2 separate regions of the Mus musculus genome follow, and region 1 is linked to region 2. Evidence: chromatin loops called from intact Hi-C (ENCODE). Cell type or tissue: heart. All regions are shown on one strand. Links, peaks and the distances in the headings refer to the core of each region. The heading gives the core; the rest is flanking DNA. Region 1 overlaps Hgfac (hepatocyte growth factor activator). Region 2 has its middle 13 kb from the start of 4930478P22Rik.

Region 1 (8,330 bases), core at 244-8,243, 300 kb before region 2:
CCCTGGGGGTAAAGCATTTGCACCTGAGGATCCTCTAGGCCAGACCAAGCCAGGCCGAGGCACAGCATATAGGCAGATCAAATCTCCATCCATGGGACTTATTCTCAGAGCAGACCTTGTCTGAAGGCTCTACTGGTTTATCAATGAAACCCATGAAGCTCGGGCTCCTGGGCCAGGGTCGCTGTGGCTCTGCCTCCCTTGTCAGTCCTGATTCTACTGTCACATGGGTTGAAAATGTCTACAGACCTTTCCCAGGGCTGGGACCCTCTTGCTTGGCCATGACCAACAAAGTACAGGGGCCAAGGTTGGGGAGACCTGATAGTGCCGTGGAGAGGGCTGGGTTTCACTCCTGCCAGCTTCCTGTGCAGCCCCCCCAGGGACAGCATCACAGTGGTACTGGGTCAGCACTTCTTCAACCGCACCACGGATGTGACACAGACATTTGGCATTGAGAAGTATGTGCCCTACACCCTGTACTCGGTGTTCAACCCCAACAACCATGACCTTGGTGAGCTCAGGGCCTCTGCAAGGTGGGGGGTGAGGTTGTGTGCCCCAAGCTAGAGCCCAGTCAAGGGTAGGAGCTGGGCAGACACAAGGGGAAGAAGTAAGAGGAGTTAGAGAAATCTTGTTGCCCTTCCTCTGGTCTCTCAGACCACCAGCCACCTACCTCCCCTCTACCCATTTCATGGGACTGCCTGCTATGGATTTCTGTCTGGGGTGGGCTTCACTGCACAGGCTGACCCCTGTTCTCTCTCCCTCCCAGTCTTGATCCGGCTAAAGAAGAAGGGAGAGCGCTGTGCTGTCCGCTCCCAGTTTGTTCAACCCATCTGCCTGCCTGAGGCAGGCAGCTCCTTCCCTACTGGACACAAGTGTCAGATTGCAGGCTGGGGCCACATGGATGAAAGTGAGTGGAAGGCAGTCCCTGCCAGTGGGCGTCGAGGCGGGAGGAAGACAGGCAACAAACCTGCCTGCCCTGAAAGTGCAGTCCTCCACAGATGTGAGCAGCTACTCCAACTCCCTGCTGGAGGCACTGGTCCCTCTTGTTGCTGACCACAAGTGTAGCAGCCCAGAGGTATATGGTGCTGACATCAGCCCTAACATGCTCTGTGCCGGCTACTTCGACTGCAAGTCCGATGCCTGCCAGGTAGGCTGCTGCCAGGCCCCCACCAAGATGACACAGATGGGGTATTACTGGAATTTTCTGACTCCTAGGGAGTCTGGGGCTAACGGGGAACCTAAGGCAGAGGGTCCACGCACTGTGGAGCACTTGGCACTTCCTGGAAGGCATCCTTACAGTAGGAAGAGAGCTGTCTAAACAGATGGGAAAGTGAGTCCAGTTAAAGCCCCACTGTCCAGGCAACAGTTAGGGCCGTCCACATGACATCGGACCTCAAAAGCTACAATGCTCTGTCCAGATTTCTCTTGAATCCTCAGCAATCAATCAATCAATAGTGAATGTTTGTCAAGGGTTTCATAGGCCAGGCCATGGTCATGGTTACGTGTCAACCTGCTTCACCATGGAGGGGCTGTTTTATGCCCTTTAAACAGGCAAAGAAACCGAGTCTTAGAGAGGTTGGATCCCTTTTCTGAAGTGATACAGGGTCAAGTGGACGGAACTTGATGCTGGGACAATGAGGGCTTCCCAGGAAAGAGGACAGTAGCACTGGTTCTAGGAGATGTAAGAAAAGCATGCCAGGCACGAGGAGGCATTTCATACGGTGGCCTAGCACGCAGGGACTGCCCACTCATTCCTCACAGAGTAGGACCAGAGCTGTGGGTGGTAGAGGTGAGAAAGCTTTCCCAAACGTTTGGAAATAGGACACATTCCTGACTGATTGGGGTCAGGAAGAGAGGCCACACTTCTCAGAAAAACCTGTCATCTGCCCCTAGGCAGTCAGCCTTGAAAATCCTGTGAGCACCAGAGACTCTTGCTCACTTATTACTTCAGGATCTTTACAGGGTTGGAAGCCTAGGTGATCCTGAGTCAGGACTCTGGCTGCTGGTGCACAGACAGCTGAGCCTAGTCTCTGTTCCAGGGGGACTCAGGTGGGCCCTTGGTCTGTGAGAAGAATGGTGTGGCTTACCTGTATGGCATCATCAGCTGGGGTGATGGCTGTGGGCGCCTCAACAAGCCAGGAGTCTACACCCGTGTGGCCAATTATGTGGACTGGATCAACGACCGTATTCGACCGCCCAAGCGACCCGTGGCTACGTCCTGAACCCCGGTCCCCAAGGAAGGGATGCTCATAGTACCCCTTCTACTACCAACAATAAAACTGTCTCCAAGGACCTGGCTTCACAGAGGCACTGCCCTGAGCCAGGCAGCTCTTTGTGTCCAAGCTATGTATGACCTGGGCCTTCAGGATAGATGGTGTGGCTTCAGGAGTGGTGCCTGAAGCCAATGTAGCTCCTGGGTGTGGTTAGGAGCCTCCCAGTTCACAAAAGTGGCCCCACAGGGCCAGGTGGGATGTCAAAATCAGACTCCTCTAGGCTCAACCCAGATATGTGTCCAGGGTCCAGGCACTCCAGGCTACTGGGGTGAGACATTGAAGCCAAGTCCAGTTCCACAGGTCATGAACAAGGACCTGCATCAAACAGCTAAAGAAGATAGCTTCAAGATGGCAGCCTTCCAAAAGTTCCCATCAGCTATGACAGTTCTGAAGGAGACCTGAGGAGCAGGGCCCATATCTGGGGTGTAGTAACTTGAGTACTGCAGATCCTAAGCACTTAGGAGCCTGGCTTGCCTCTGTCCAGACAGGATATGAAGCTAGCTTATTCTGGAAAGGATAAAATGGTGTGGTGGGGGAGCCAGGGACAGACTCATTGAGCCTTCGGGCTGTAGGAGGAGCTGGCTATGTCCCAAGGGTCTCCAAAGTCTCTGGCATGAGAATTCATCTCCAGTTGAGGAAGTGCATAGAGGTGCTGTAAAGCAAGTTGGCAGCTAAGGGAGAGAGGTTAGGATAGGGCAGAGGCCAGCCATCCCTGTGGGTACCCAAAGCTAGCACACTCGGACTGGGAGACAGAGACCAAGGGAAGCCCACGGTTCCTGACCACGTGGCTTGAGTGGGACCAGCAGATGGCACCCTGTTCAGTGTCTTTTTCCCCACGTCTGTCCTCCTCGGTTGACCTGAGGTGCTCCTTGCTCTGCCCTCTGCAGCTTCATCCACTGTGTTCTGTTCCTCACACGGCAGCAGGATCTTGCCATGTCCCAACTAGAGTCTCTTTATCTCTGAGTGAGACCTTTGCCCCAGCCCACCCATAAGTCATAACGTGCTCAGCCCACTACCCATCCATGAACTCTGCTTCTACCACCTGAAGTACCAGGAGGTTCTCTGTGGATGACTCTCACCGCCTCATCCTACTCTTATGACATCCTGTGAGACTGAGGGTCCAGCTGAGTCTGCTCCCAGTGCATTCTTCCTGGTCAGAAGGAACCTGGCTCTGCCAGGTCCACAACTCTCAGTCCTGGAGAGTTTACAACTGCAGCCAGAAATCTGGGTGGTGTAGTCCAGACAAGACTGGTGTGTTCTACCCAGGCAGCAGGAATCAGGTGGCCAGCTGCTTGCTGACGTTGATCTACTGGTCCAGTTTGTTCCATGGAAGTGTGGGGATAGCAAGTCCCCAGTTGTATGAACCCCAAAATAGGAACCTTTAAGTCAACTAAGAGCCAGTGGAACTGGTAGGCTGATTTGAGTTTTTCTGGGTGACAATTAGAATGCCGTAACCCAGAGTGACTGGAGTCAGCACAGAAAAAGAAAGTTAGCGTACAGGTATGCACAGATGGGTGAGTCTGTTTGGACTCAGGGAGAAAATGAGGCCGTAAATCAAGGAGAGTGGCTCCAAGTATATGAACACACTCCCTTCCATAACCACCTGGGACTACTGAGCCATCCCTGATCCCCTCACACTTGACCACAAGTTGGTTGGTCCTACCAGGGTACCAGCCCACTGAGATGTGGCAGCCACACATGGCTTCTCTTGCTTTACTGCTTTGGATTTATTTGTGTCTATGTGTGTGTAACCCACCCATCACTTTTCCTGTGTCCTTTAAATGACTGTTCTATAGACTCAGATAATAAGCTCCAGAGGATTCCTTTTTTTCTTCAAAATTCTCCGAGATGCTAGACATGATTGGGACGCTCTGCTCTCAGGAAGCTGGTAGGATCTATCGATAATCTTACTTGGCCTGGACTTTTCTTTAGAGCAGTGTCTCCTGAATCATGGTTTTAAATAGTTCTAGTCGTGGATGTCATTTCTTCTGAAGCCCGTGTCCTCCAAAATTTAGACTTTAGATTGACTGTCTTATTTTCTTGTAGCCATGACAGTCAACTTAAAGTCAAGAGGGGAAGGTTTAGATGTGCCTGGTAGAATCAAGCCAAGGAGAGATGGAAGGATGGTTCATTCCTACACAGGCCTTCATGGCAGGAAGGTGTGGTAGTGGGAGCTGAGGCAGCTGGTTGCCCTGTGTCCACAATCAGGAAGCAGATAGTATGATGGTACTCAGCCCGTTTTCGTCTTTTAGGTACTTATTTTGTTATCTTTTTTTTAAAAATGTGTACGTCTTTTCTCACATATACGTGTTTGCACCATGTACATACCTGGTGCCTGCCCAGAGAGGCCAGTAGATGGCATTGGAGCCCCTGGAATTGAGTTAAGGATGGTTGCTGGCCACCATGTGGATGCTGGAGTTTAATCTGGATCTGCTGGGAGAGCAGCCTGCACTCTTAACTGCCGAGCCATCTTTCTCATCAGTCTAGAGCCTCAGCCCACAGACTGGTCTGCCCATGCTCTGGGTGGTTGAATTGGTCAGGGTTCTCTAGGGTAACAGAACTTACAGAATGAATCTCATCTATAGGAAGGGGATTTGTTAGAATGATTTAGAGGCTGTGGTCCAAATAATCCAACAATGGGCAGCTGTGAATGGAAAGTCCAAGAATCCAGTAGTTGCTCAGTCCACAAGGCTGGATGTCTCAGCCGGTCTTCAGTAGACACTGGAATCTGGAAGATGTGGGCTCTAATGCTAGTGAAGGAATGGACATGCCAGCAAGGTGAGGGCAAGCAGGCAAAGAGCAAGCTACCATCTTCCATGCCTAGGCATCCAGCAAAAGGTATGGCCCGGATTAAAGGTGGCTCTTCCTGCCTCAAGGTCCAGATCAAAGGTGTGTGTCTTCTCCCTACCTCAAGACCCAGACTAGAAGTGGATCCAAGCAGAAATCCCTCACAGATGTGCCCTCCATTTGTTGATTCCAGATGTGGTCAAGTTAACAACCAAGAATAGTCATCACAGTGGTCTTCCTTCCTAAGTTAAATTTCTCTGGAAATGGACTCACAGACACGGCCAGAAGTACAGCTTCTTGGTGATTCCAAATCCAGGTAACGGTGAGGATGAACCCTGCATCAACTAAGAGCTGAGGAGATCTCGCTTGTATTATCACAGAGTTGTACGTGGCTGTTTCAGTTCATTTTCTGTTACTATAACGGAGCATTGAGACAAGCTTCCCTCATTGCTTTCCATTGCTGTGATAAAACACTGGCCAAAGTCAACTTGGGAGAGAAAGAATTTACTTCATTTTCCAAGTTGCTGTCCATTATTAAGATAGCCCAGTGTAGGATGTCAGGGCAGGAGACTGTAGCGGAAACCATGGAGGGAGTCTGCTTTCTGGCTTGCCTCCCTTGCTTGCTCGGCTGAGCTTTCTCATGCAGCTCAGGCCCATCTTCCTAGGGTTGACACCGCCCACTGTGGGCTGGGCCCTCCTATATCAATTAGGAAATAGGAAAATGCCTCACAGACATGGCCACGAGCCAGTGGATCTGGGAAATTCTTCAGTTGCCGTTCCTTGAGGTTTCCTCTCCCCAAGCTGACTCTAGGTGTGTGTCAAGTTAACACTAGCTAATTAATTCTAAAGAACAAAGGCTGGAAGTTCGAGACTGGTGTGGGCATCTGCTGAGGCCTTGTGCAGAATTGTAACATGGAACCGGACAACACGTGGTGAGACAGAGCAAGCCACTGACTCAGGTCTCTTTCTCCTCTTCTTGTAGGCCACTAATACCATTAGAGGACCCTATTCTTGGGACCTCATTTAGCCCCAATTACCTTCTACCTCTAGATACCAGAAACATGAGAATTTGAGGATTAGGTTCTAATGCATGGGCTTTGAGGGATCCATTTGGCTATGGCAATGGGATTCTTTTACTGCTGAATTTCAGCTGTTACACTGAATCTGAAGTTATTCTCTGTCATCATTTGGAATCTATACCACTGGCTCCTGCTTTCCATTTCTACCATTGAGAAATCTGCTATAACCGTTATTATTTTGTAGAATATCAGCTAACCTAATAGTTTCTGTGCTGCCTGATCTTGGTACGAAGCTGAAGGCATGGTATGCAGGTGAGGTCATTCCATCCTGTTTCTGTGTGCTAGGTTCATGTTCCCCTAGGGTTCCCATGGTGATTCAGGGATTCAGGTTTCATCTCTCCAGGAATCCCAGAGATTCATAGGTCTTGATGCTCACCCACTCCCATGCTGGTTATTTCAGAAAGTCTTTTCTGGAACACAAGTGCACTTAGAGCTCAGAGACATGAAACAACGCCGTTTATCTAGTTCATGCTTTTTAGGGATGGGCTAGACTCTGCAGGGTGGTTTTTCTGTGTTGAACTGGACTCTCCATAGTGTAGGCTTTGGGGTTATCAGTGGGTTGTAGGCTTTTATACCTCAGGAATGGGTGGCTCTTGACTGGAGCTCGGGGAGGAAGGACCATATGAATCTCATCACCTAGCAAACTCACCTGGGCGTGTTCCCATGACAGAGGCAATGCTACAAAAAGAAAAGTGGGGGTGAGCTTTCCTTGGCCTTTTTCTTTAATCAAAGTAAGCCAGGTTTAGAAGGTGAAGACGTTCATCTCTTGGTGTGAGGGTATGCATGACCACATTTTAAGGGGGGCAGGTGTAGGGAAGGAATTTTTTGCAGGTATCTTAGGTCATTTTGTGTTGCTATAACTGAACACCTGAGACTGGATAATTTATGAAGAAGTTCATTTGGCTCGTAGCCCTGGGGATTGGAGTTTCAAGAGCGTGGCTCTGGCTTCTGCTGGGTGTCTGCTGAGGCCTTGTGCTGTAGTATAATGTGGTGTAGGATGTTACAGCTTGAGATAGAGCTCTTCCCCTTCTTGCAAAGCCATTAATTCCATCAAGGGGTCCCACTCCTGTGATGACACTAACCCCTACACCCAAGCCTCACCTCCAAATACTATTAACTTAGGAATTTGAATGTTACGTCTCCAAAGGGTGATCATAGGGGGCGCATTCAAACCCCAGCACAGCCACTTTCTTCCTCTGTTGCCTGTGGCATTGGTTGCTGTTTTTGTCACTCCAGGGCAGTCATTAGCCATCTGAACTAATTAGCCTATAGAGAGAGGTTCTCGGGTTCATGGCTTCAGGGCTTTTAACCGTGATTGTCCTCATTTGCCTCAAGCCTGCAGCAGACCTATGCAGCAGACCTTTGCAGCAGACCTATGCAGCAAAGCAATGCTCTCAGTTGAAGGCTAAGGCACAAAAGAGACAGAGGAAGAACCCGGTTTTCCCTGTCACACCCTGAAGACCCTTCTCAGGCCCCACCCTCTTAAAGGTCCCACTATTTCCAATAGCAATAGGAGCTGGGACCAAGCTTTGGCATGTGGGGTTTGGGAGCCACTCCAGGTCTAAAAGATAGCAGTTGCCTGGACAGAACAGCCCAGAAAAGACTAGGCAATGAAACAGGCAGCCCTTCTGTTACTGCCATGTTTGGTTTCTTTGCAGCACACGAAATAAACCTATTTCCTTAAAATAAAAATTATTATTTGGCAATTTAAGAGGCTGGAGGTTCATCCTCAAGGGGCCGTCAAATTCAGCCCCCAGGTCCTCCCCGTATGAAGACAGCTGCCTTTTTGATGGACCCTTCTATGCCTTTTTCTGTGTGCAGAAGAGAGAGCACTCTTCGGGATCTCTTTGTCATTTTATAAGGACACCTGTCCTAACAGATTAGGGCCCTTGTGTATGACCTCATTTACCGTAAATACTCTCTTAGAGGCTCCACGTCTTCATGGTCACATGGGGGTGAGAACATCAGCGAATGCCCGGGGAGCTGGGGGTGGGGGTATCTAGTCCATAATACCCTTCCTCTCATCATGTGACTAGTGACAAATGTTTGCATGATAGTTTAGTTTGTGTAATGGCTGGACTCAGAAGTGGTAGTCAGCTCTACCCACTCGGCACTTCCTGGAGTCCTCTGTACAGTTTCCCTCAGTGGAAGGGATAATGGGGTTGTGAGTCTTGGTGCCTGCCACAGCCCGCTG
Region 2 (8,330 bases), core at 233-8,232:
GCAGCTCAGTGCTAGCCTCATGGTTTGTCCCTCGCTGAAGAGTCTTCCATGGCTCCCTGTTATGCAGGATACATTTACAGTTTCTTGGCATGGCTCCATCCCCTGAGAGCTGCATGTCGTGCCTCTGTCTCCTCTCTCATGAGGCAGGGTTGGTATTCTCAATCTCAAAGGACTAGAAGGGACTCCATGCAGCTAGGCCATAAGCCGGTCCAGCCTGAGCCCAGCACAGAGCACGGTCCTCATGATTCTGAACTCCTGATGTCTCATCATCATCATCTCATGGTGGCGCACATCCCGAAAGCATTCACAAGTCATCGTGTCTCCTCTGCTGTCCCCACTGCAGACAGTCCTCTGAGCTTGCCATGCCCTCTCTGGAGCTTTGCTGGCCTTCAAGTCTGAATACATGAGCCTTGCCTTCCCAGGCTGACCCTGAGCCTCACCTGGTCCCCCGTACATGAAGGGCTCTGCTCTCTAGGACCCCTGGCCATGGGTTGTGAGATCTGCTCTAGAGACAGTGGTGTGTTCTGTAGAGGCAGCCCACTGGATGACAGGCGAGTCGGGGGTCCGCCCAATCGAGTAGAGGCTTCAGTGGCAGTTACCTGGGTCACTATGGAGGTCACCTTGCTAGGAACTTCAGGTGGGTACCATTGCAGGTGACCAATGCTGGCTGGAGTGGAAGAGTTCAAGAGACAGCCCAAGGGAAGGTGGCCAATGTAATTAATTCTGGGACAATCAGACAGGAGTGTCTGTCAGTCCAGGCCCACTTTTTTATAAACAGGGGACAACCTTTTAATGCCAGTCACGTGGGAGCCCTCTCCTACTCCTGTCCCAGGTCCCTGTTTTCTAAGCCAGGCCAGGCTGAGGCAGAGCCAGCCACACCCACCCTACCGTTGACATACAATCAATAAAATCCAATTTAAAGATTCTAGCAGAGGTAGGATCAACAGTTTGTGTGTGTGCAGGAGGGGAGATGGCTGCTTGGACTGGTGCCTTTGGACAGGTTGCCAAGGGTACACTGAAGTCCTCACCAGAGAGGCTCTGGTCCTCAGCCTGGGCAAGAACCATCGGGGGCAGTGGGGTGGGGGAGCAGCCAGCATGTCTAGGGAACCAGAGTGGACAAGGAAGTGAGCCAGAGAGACTGAGTATGCAATGACTGCACAGGAGAGAGATGGCTGTGAATGGGAGAGCCAAAAGGAGCATCGTAGAGACATGGGCAGGAGAAGGACTGGGGCAGGAGACGGATCTAGTCACTCAGATTGGAGTGCTCAAGGAGAGCACCCCGGAACCAGAAACAGAACCTCAGAGTGATACCAGATGTGTGGTTAGGAGACTCCGGGGCCACCTGGGTAGCTTTCAGCCTGTGCCTGCATGCACCTCCCACTTCTGCCTGCAGAATGGCAGCAAGCTTTGGGCATCAGCACTGGCCTGATGAGCCTCAGTGGAGTGTAGGTACAGACTTAGCCCCTTGTTTCCACCCACAGCAGCCTCACAGAGGTCTCCACTCGGACAATGCAGGATTCTTAACTTTACCCCAGAAAAGAACTTCAAGACAAGCCAGTGTGAGGCAGGGCTGGGGTTGATTAAAAGACTTTAACATAATTTTAATCATAAGCACAGAGGCGAGAGGGGCTCTCTGGGAAAGGACAGCACGTGCCCTATGTGGATGTGGGCTTCTCAGGAGAGAGCCATGCCTAAACGCCTTCGTGGTAGCCGTGTGCTCACCCTCTGTAGTGTCTGCTGCTCTGTCTCAAAGGCGTCTCCAGGACCCTTTCTTCTTCCTCTCTCTGGCGAATGAGGTCATTGGGTGGCTCCTGAGATGCCTTGGATAGGTTTATCCTCTGATAAAACAGAGCCATGTGTCACACCAGAGCTAAGAAGTGTCGTTTACTGTAAATGGAGATCCCAGATGCTTATGAGAGACCTTCCTATGCACCCAGGCTTTAAGCATGGCTCACCTGTGGCTGTCGATGATGGTCATTTGAAATCTCTCTGTGAACAGAATATTACTCTGTCTATGGCCCTCTCGTGAATGGTGTTAACCACTCCTGAATTCTGGATGCAGCCAGAAGAAGGCCACTGCAGACTCCCTTCCCACACCCCTGTAATCTCCCTGCCTTTCCAAAACCTTCCTCAGCACACAGATGACATAGAGAACAAACTTGGTTTTTGGCCATTTCTGTATCTGCAACAAAATTAGGTATACAGTTCCAAGTTCCCTTCTGGCCCCATGCCCCTACTGGGGCAGCTCAGAGAAAGCCATATTGTCAGAGCTCAGGAACCAATATACATGCTGACAATGAACAGAAGACTACACAACACCCAGAGCCCGTTTCTACATACTGTCCTTCTGGCTCAGGACCACACCTGGCACTGAGGCACCAGGTTCCTTGGGGCTCCTCATGGAGGTAACAGTCCTCTGCATAAATTGTCCTTGACAGCCTGAGACATGCTGGGTGAGGCCCAACAGGAATTCCATCCCTCGGTGGAACTTGTCCAGCCTGTCCCTCCTGGTGGGGTTGTGGGCTCCTGAGAGAAGGAAGAGAGGTCGCATACCACTGTCTTCCTACTGAGGCCACCTCATCAGCCTGACTCCTCACTGGTGCTGTGGACTTGGATAGCCTAGACAAGGACAGTAATGTCACCGTTTTTATTTTTGTTTTTGTTTTAATTCTTCCAGATGGAAGTTGCTATGTACAACTCATGGCCAAGAGTCGGGGTCAAGTCCCCTCCTCAAGGGCAGAGCACTGGTGACGTTCATGTGGCACTCCTCTGTGTGGGAGATGATCTTTTCTTCCCTTTCATTAACTCAGCCACTTCCTGTGGTGGCCTGGGCTTGTGGCTCTTTCTCTGGCATCCTGGGTGGCAGGCTTGTGGTACTTTACTCTCCGTCATTCCGGCTATAGCCATGGGGACTCTCAGCTTGCTCTAGTGATCTGGGACATGACCTGATTGACCTTGTCCTTGCTTTCTTGCCCTACAATGTGTCTCCTGTCCCAAGCCCAGAGTCAGTCATTTCCTTTAGAAACCTCAGCTTTCCTTGAGGGGAGGCATTAGCCACCACTATCTAGGCTCAGGAGAATTGAACGTTAGGTGACTATCACTTGGCACAAGGCTGGGCACATGGGCATCACCACCGGCTGGTGGCGCTGTGTGAAGCTGCCTCACTTAGTCCATGTTTGGCCATAGCAGGGGTGACTTCAGGGCCACCCACCAGCTTTCACTAACCACCAGGAGACTTGCACATTTGTACAGGAAAGGGAGTAAGAGCATTAAGCGCCATGAGCGTGAATGTACCGCCAGAGTGAGACACAGCCTCATCATGCCTGGGGGCCTGTGCAGTGGTACCCTTTCTGTACAGTCCTCAGAAGCAGTAAATGACCTCAAGCTAGTCCCTCTGCATGTGTCCACAGCTGGCAAGGACATGAAAGAAAACAACTACCAAGAATTGCCAGATCGGCTCAGAGGTTTAGAGCACTGATTGCTCTTCCAGAGGTCCTGAGTTCAATTCCCAGTAACCACATGGCGGCTCACAGCCATTTGTACTGGGCTCTGATGTCCTCTTCTGATGTGTCTGAAGACAGCTACAGTGTACTCACATATATAAAATAAATAAAATTTAAAAAACAAAAAAAGCTAGGCAGTGGTGGTGCACGCCTTTAATCTTAGCACTTGGGAGGCAAAGGCAGGTGGATTTCTGAGTTTGAGGCCAGTCTGGTCTACAGAGTGAGTTCCAGGACAGCCAGGGCTACACAGAGAAACCCTATCTCGAAGAAAGGAAAGGAAAAAAAGAGAGAACAAAAAAAAAAAAAAAAAAAAAAAAAACCCTGTCAGATCTACCCTTGACTGGCAGGGCGACTGCAGTCATTGGAATGAAGAATGTTTTCCATGGGCTCGTGTGTTTGAACCTGTGGTTTCCCAGTTGGTGGCAGGGTTTGAGGAGGCTATGGAACATTGATGGAGCCTGGCTGACAGAAGTGCATCACTGCAGGCCGGCTTCTCCTTCTCTCTGCTTCTTGTGTGTGGATGAAAAGGCTCAGTTAGTGCCATGTGAGGAGAGAAAAAGAAAAGTGAAGATGCTAGCTCTCTAGCCCCCACCCCTTGGTCACCTGTCTACCAAGGTTGACCTAATCCTGATTTGCTTAGTTATGTGTCTTGGGGGGTGGGGGGAGGAAGGGGGTTCCTGGATGCAGGTACCTGTGGAGGACAGAGGAGTCAGATCCTCCTGGAGCTGGAGATGCAAGCGGTCCTGAGGGTGCTGAGAACTGAAGTCCAGTCCTCTGCAAGATCATTACAAGCTCTTAACCACTGAGCCGCCTTTCCGGTCCCAGCTCTGACTTCTACCAGAGTGCTGGGTTTCAGTTCACCTGCCCTGGTGCTTTATGTAAATTAAGTCAAGTTTCAGAATGCTGAACATCAAAGCAATGGTGACACTAGCTGTATTAAGTGGAGTCCTCCAGAGTAGCAGAAGTAGGAAGATAGAAAATAGATGATAGTTGATATTTTATATATCCCTTACATTCTAATATTTTATATATCACATGTATCTATAAAAACACCCCTAAATTCAGGCCTGTATCCGTCTGTCTGCCTGGCTTAGCTCCTACTGGGTTCCCATGTACCTCCCCCTCCCCCAGGTATTTCTCTGAGAGCTGCACACACATGCCACCCAGAGTCTACTTCCTCCAGTGGTTGTTGGAGTTGGCTAAAGGGAACATAGTCCCTTGTTTGAGGGAGAGCTTTGCTGCCCCCTGCTGACTAGTCTCAGGGGGAGCTAGACTCGTTTCCCCTTGCAAAGGTGAGGAGGAAGAGAGTGGAGCAAGAGAAGGGATTCCACTGGATACCAATGGGACCGCAGGGCTTGGGTTGTATGAGCCTGGAAGGTAAACTCAGGATCTTTGCCTTTCACTTTCTCTGGCACAAGGGGATGTCACAGCATTCCCTCCTTGGAAGAGCACACATGCACAGTGCTTCCATCCCTATGCAGAAACTGAGGCTGGGGGGAGCTGACCCTGACCCTGCACAGATGGGGAGCTGACCCCAATCTCTTCACAAGAAAGGGGACTGACCCTGATCCCTCCCTGGGAGGAAAGAGAGGGGCTGGTCCTGATCTCTGTACAAGAGGGAAGCAGATTCTGGCCTCTGCACAGGATGTCTGACTCCTGATCCCTGCACAGAAGAGAGCAGAGGAACTGACTAACCCCTGTGCAGGAGGACAGCCGACCCTGACCCCTGCGCAGGAGGGGAGCTGACCCTGACTCCTGTGCAGGAGGACAGCCGACCCTGTCTCCGTACAGGAGGGAAGGGAAAGATCACTGAACAAACGGGCAGCTAAGCCCTGCCCAGGAAAGAGGGGAGAAGACACGTGTGCACTGGTGCCCCACGCCCCTGCTCTGCATCCCAAGGTTCTGCTTCGAAGTGTAAAACCAGCTCCTTCTCCTTCCACTGTATCAGATCAGGAAACAACAGTAAAGGCCCTTCAAGTCCTGGCCAGATAGGACTGCTCTGGGCTCACAGAGATGGGTTTACTGATGGCCCCTAGCACCTGGAGTGGGGGAAGAGGAGAAGCCTGCTGCTTCAGTAAGACCTGAAGCAGATGGCCTGACACGAAGGCCCTAAGGCCCCCTGACCTTTCTCCCCAGCTGTCCTTACAGAGCAGAGCAGAAGGACACAAGTGAACACTGGGTCACTCTGCCTTCAGAATTCCAAATGATCATGAAAAAACACTGAGGAAGCTGGTTCACAGTGCAGGAAGCCACCAGCTCCAAGATGCAGGTCTGCCAAGTCCAAACAAGGTAACCCAACTAACACATACCTGCTGCCTACCAAACCATGAGCACTGGGCCAGAACTTGAAGGTGGAATGCTGGCCTCACCTGTATCCAGTACCACAAAGCAAAACTAACCAAAAAAGCTCTGAGTGGCTGAGAAAAAAGTAAAGGACAGAAACAAGATAGAACAGGGAGCTACGTGGGGGTGGGGCGAGGGGTACCTGAGCTGTTCAGATCAGTCATCTATCTCTAGTGGCCCTCAGGAGAAAGGCCAGAGCTGCTGTTGTACATCTTCTGCTCTGGGTCAATGTGTATCCCCTAGGCAGTGTAGAGAGACACCAGGCCCTGGAGACAGACCCATGGGGAGGTAGGTCCACGACGACGACCCCAGAATGCAAGGACCCTGCGAGGGTTCTCTGTAGGTTCTGAAGTGTGCAATTGATGCCAAACCCCCATCCCACCCTCTTACTCCCAGCGATCCTGGTGCTTCATCCTGGTCTTGGGCTATTTCTGGCCCTTTTGAGTAGTTCTAATGGGGTACTCAAAGCCCAGAGCTGTGGGCTTTGTGTGGGACAGAGGGACAGAAGATGAAGACCAGTGGAAAAGGGACAGTGAGGTTGGTGAGAGGATTCAGGACAGTGGGCCTGGGGGACCTCGGAGGAAGGATGCAGTGGTCTACCTACCCTGTCTATGGTGCCAATGGTAAGTAGGAACAAGGTTATCTGTGAGGAAAGAGGCTCACAGGAGGACACCATCCTACCCTGGAGGTTATGTAAGAGAAGGCCTCAAGATTGTAGCCAGGTTGTCCAAAGGCCCTCTCCATTCAAGTGAACAAGGTCCCCAGACCACACTTAGAAACAGAGCAGAGTCCAGGCCCTGGATGGCCTAGGCTGCTCCTGGGGGGGCAGGATTCCCACTCAGGCTCTGTAAAGGTAACTTTTAAACCTTTATTCTCTCATTCATTACATCTTGACCACAGTTTCCCCTCCCTCCACTTCTCCCAGTCCCTCCCCCACCACCTCTTTCCCTCTGATCAAGTCTTCCTTTGTTTCCCTTCCAAAAAAGGAAAGAGAGAGAAGGAGAGAGAGGGGGGGAGGAGGGAGGAGGGGGAGGGGGAAGGGGGGAGGGGAGGGGGAGGAGGAGAGGGAAACAGGCTTCCCAAGTATATCCACCAAACATAGCCTAACAAGATACAGTAAGACTGGGCACAGACCTTCATATCACAGCTGGATGTGGTCCCAACTGCAGGCAAGAGTCAGAATCAGCCCCCACTCCCATTGTTGGGAGTCTCACAAAACCACCAAACCACACAATCATAAGGCATATTCAGAGGACCTAACTCAGACCATACAGGGTCTGTGTTTGTCTCTAGCTTCTGTGAGCCCCTGTGAGCCCCACTTAGTTGATTCTGTGGCCATGTTCTCGGTGTGTCCTCAACCCCTCTGGCTCCTACATTTCAGGGTTCCCCTGGCTCCATCTAGTGTTTGGCTGTGGGTCTCTGCATCTGCTCCCATCCATTGCTGGGTGACACCCCTCTGATGACAACTGGGCTAAGCACCCATATATGAGTATAGCAGAAAAATCATTTCCTTGATCTTTTTGACAGCCCTGTTTGGTTCTATCCTGGGTTCTGGGCTGTCCTGCCTCTGGTTCCTGCCCATCCAGGCAGTGTCAGGTTTGGGCTCCCTCTTAGTGGCATGGGCCAAAAGTGGGATCAGGGATTGACCACTCCCACAAGTTCTGTGCCACCCTTGCCCCAGCACAGTCTTGCAGGCAGGGCAGATTGTAGGTCAAAGCTTTCGGCTGGGTTGATGTCCCAGTCCCACCTCTAGGTGCCTTGCCTGATTGTAGAAGATGACGAATTCCAACTCTGTATTCTCCACTACTAGGAGATTTCTCTATGGTCATTGTCATAGATTTCAGGGAATTTCTACTGCACTAAGTGTCTACCACACCCCCAAGTCCCCGTCCATTTCAGTCATCTCCCCCACTACTCTCTCCTTCATCTCTCTTGCTCACAACCTGATCTCTCCTGTTTCCATTCCCACCAGCCCCCAGTCCACCCATGAAATATATTCTATTTCCCCTTCCCAGGGAGGTCCACGAGTCCCACCCTAGAGCCCTCCTTGTTACTTAGCCTCTCTGGGTCTGTGGGTTGTGTCATTACTGTGTTTTACTTTAACAGCTAATGTCTACTGATAAGTGAGTACATATTATGTTTATCTTTCTGGGTCTGGGTTACCTCACTCAGGATGATCTTTTCTAGCTCCATCTATTTACCTGTAAATTTCATGATGTCATTATTTTGACAGCTGAGTAATGCTCCATTGTATAAATGCACTACCCTTTATTTATCCATTTTTCAGTTAAGGGACATCTAGGCTTCCCTCCCCCCCAGTGTCTGGCTATTATAAAGCTGCAATGAACATGGCTGAGCAGGTGTCCCTGTGGTATGGTGGAGCATTATTTGGGAATATGCCCAGGAGTGGTATAGCTGATTCTAGGGGTAGATCAAGTCCCAATTTTCAGAGGAACCAACATATTGATTTCCATCGTGGCTGTG

The links. A loop is a pair of places that touch in the nucleus more often than their neighbours do. Peaks named below come from ENCODE experiments on the same cell type or tissue, not always from the same donor. Only the 100,000 strongest peaks of a DNase experiment are listed, where the experiment ranks them.
Region 1: it touches region 2 in a loop (5-fold over the local background); 12 of 42 quality-filtered maps call a loop at or near these places.

Annotation. Positions count from the first base shown.
Region 1 is chr5:35,046,121-35,054,450 of GRCm38, forward strand. Hgfac (hepatocyte growth factor activator) reads left to right here. Exons shown (of 14, transcript NM_019447.3): 11 at 369-508; 12 at 764-904; 13 at 996-1,144; 14 at 2,037-2,341. The coding sequence ends at 2,219. Among named protein-coding and RNA genes, the nearest start is that of Dok7, 6.5 kb to the right of the region's middle. In heart, for the core only: CTCF peaks have their summits at 3,065 (motif pointing right) and 4,611 (motif pointing right); no DNase peak of the experiment used is centred there.
Region 2 is chr5:35,344,256-35,352,585 of GRCm38, forward strand. No RefSeq gene overlaps it. Among named protein-coding and RNA genes, the nearest start is that of 4930478P22Rik, 13 kb to the right of the region's middle. In heart, for the core only: a CTCF peak has its summit at 4,749 (motif pointing left); a DNase peak (open chromatin) is centred at 4,716; H3K27me3 peaks cover 4,770 bases.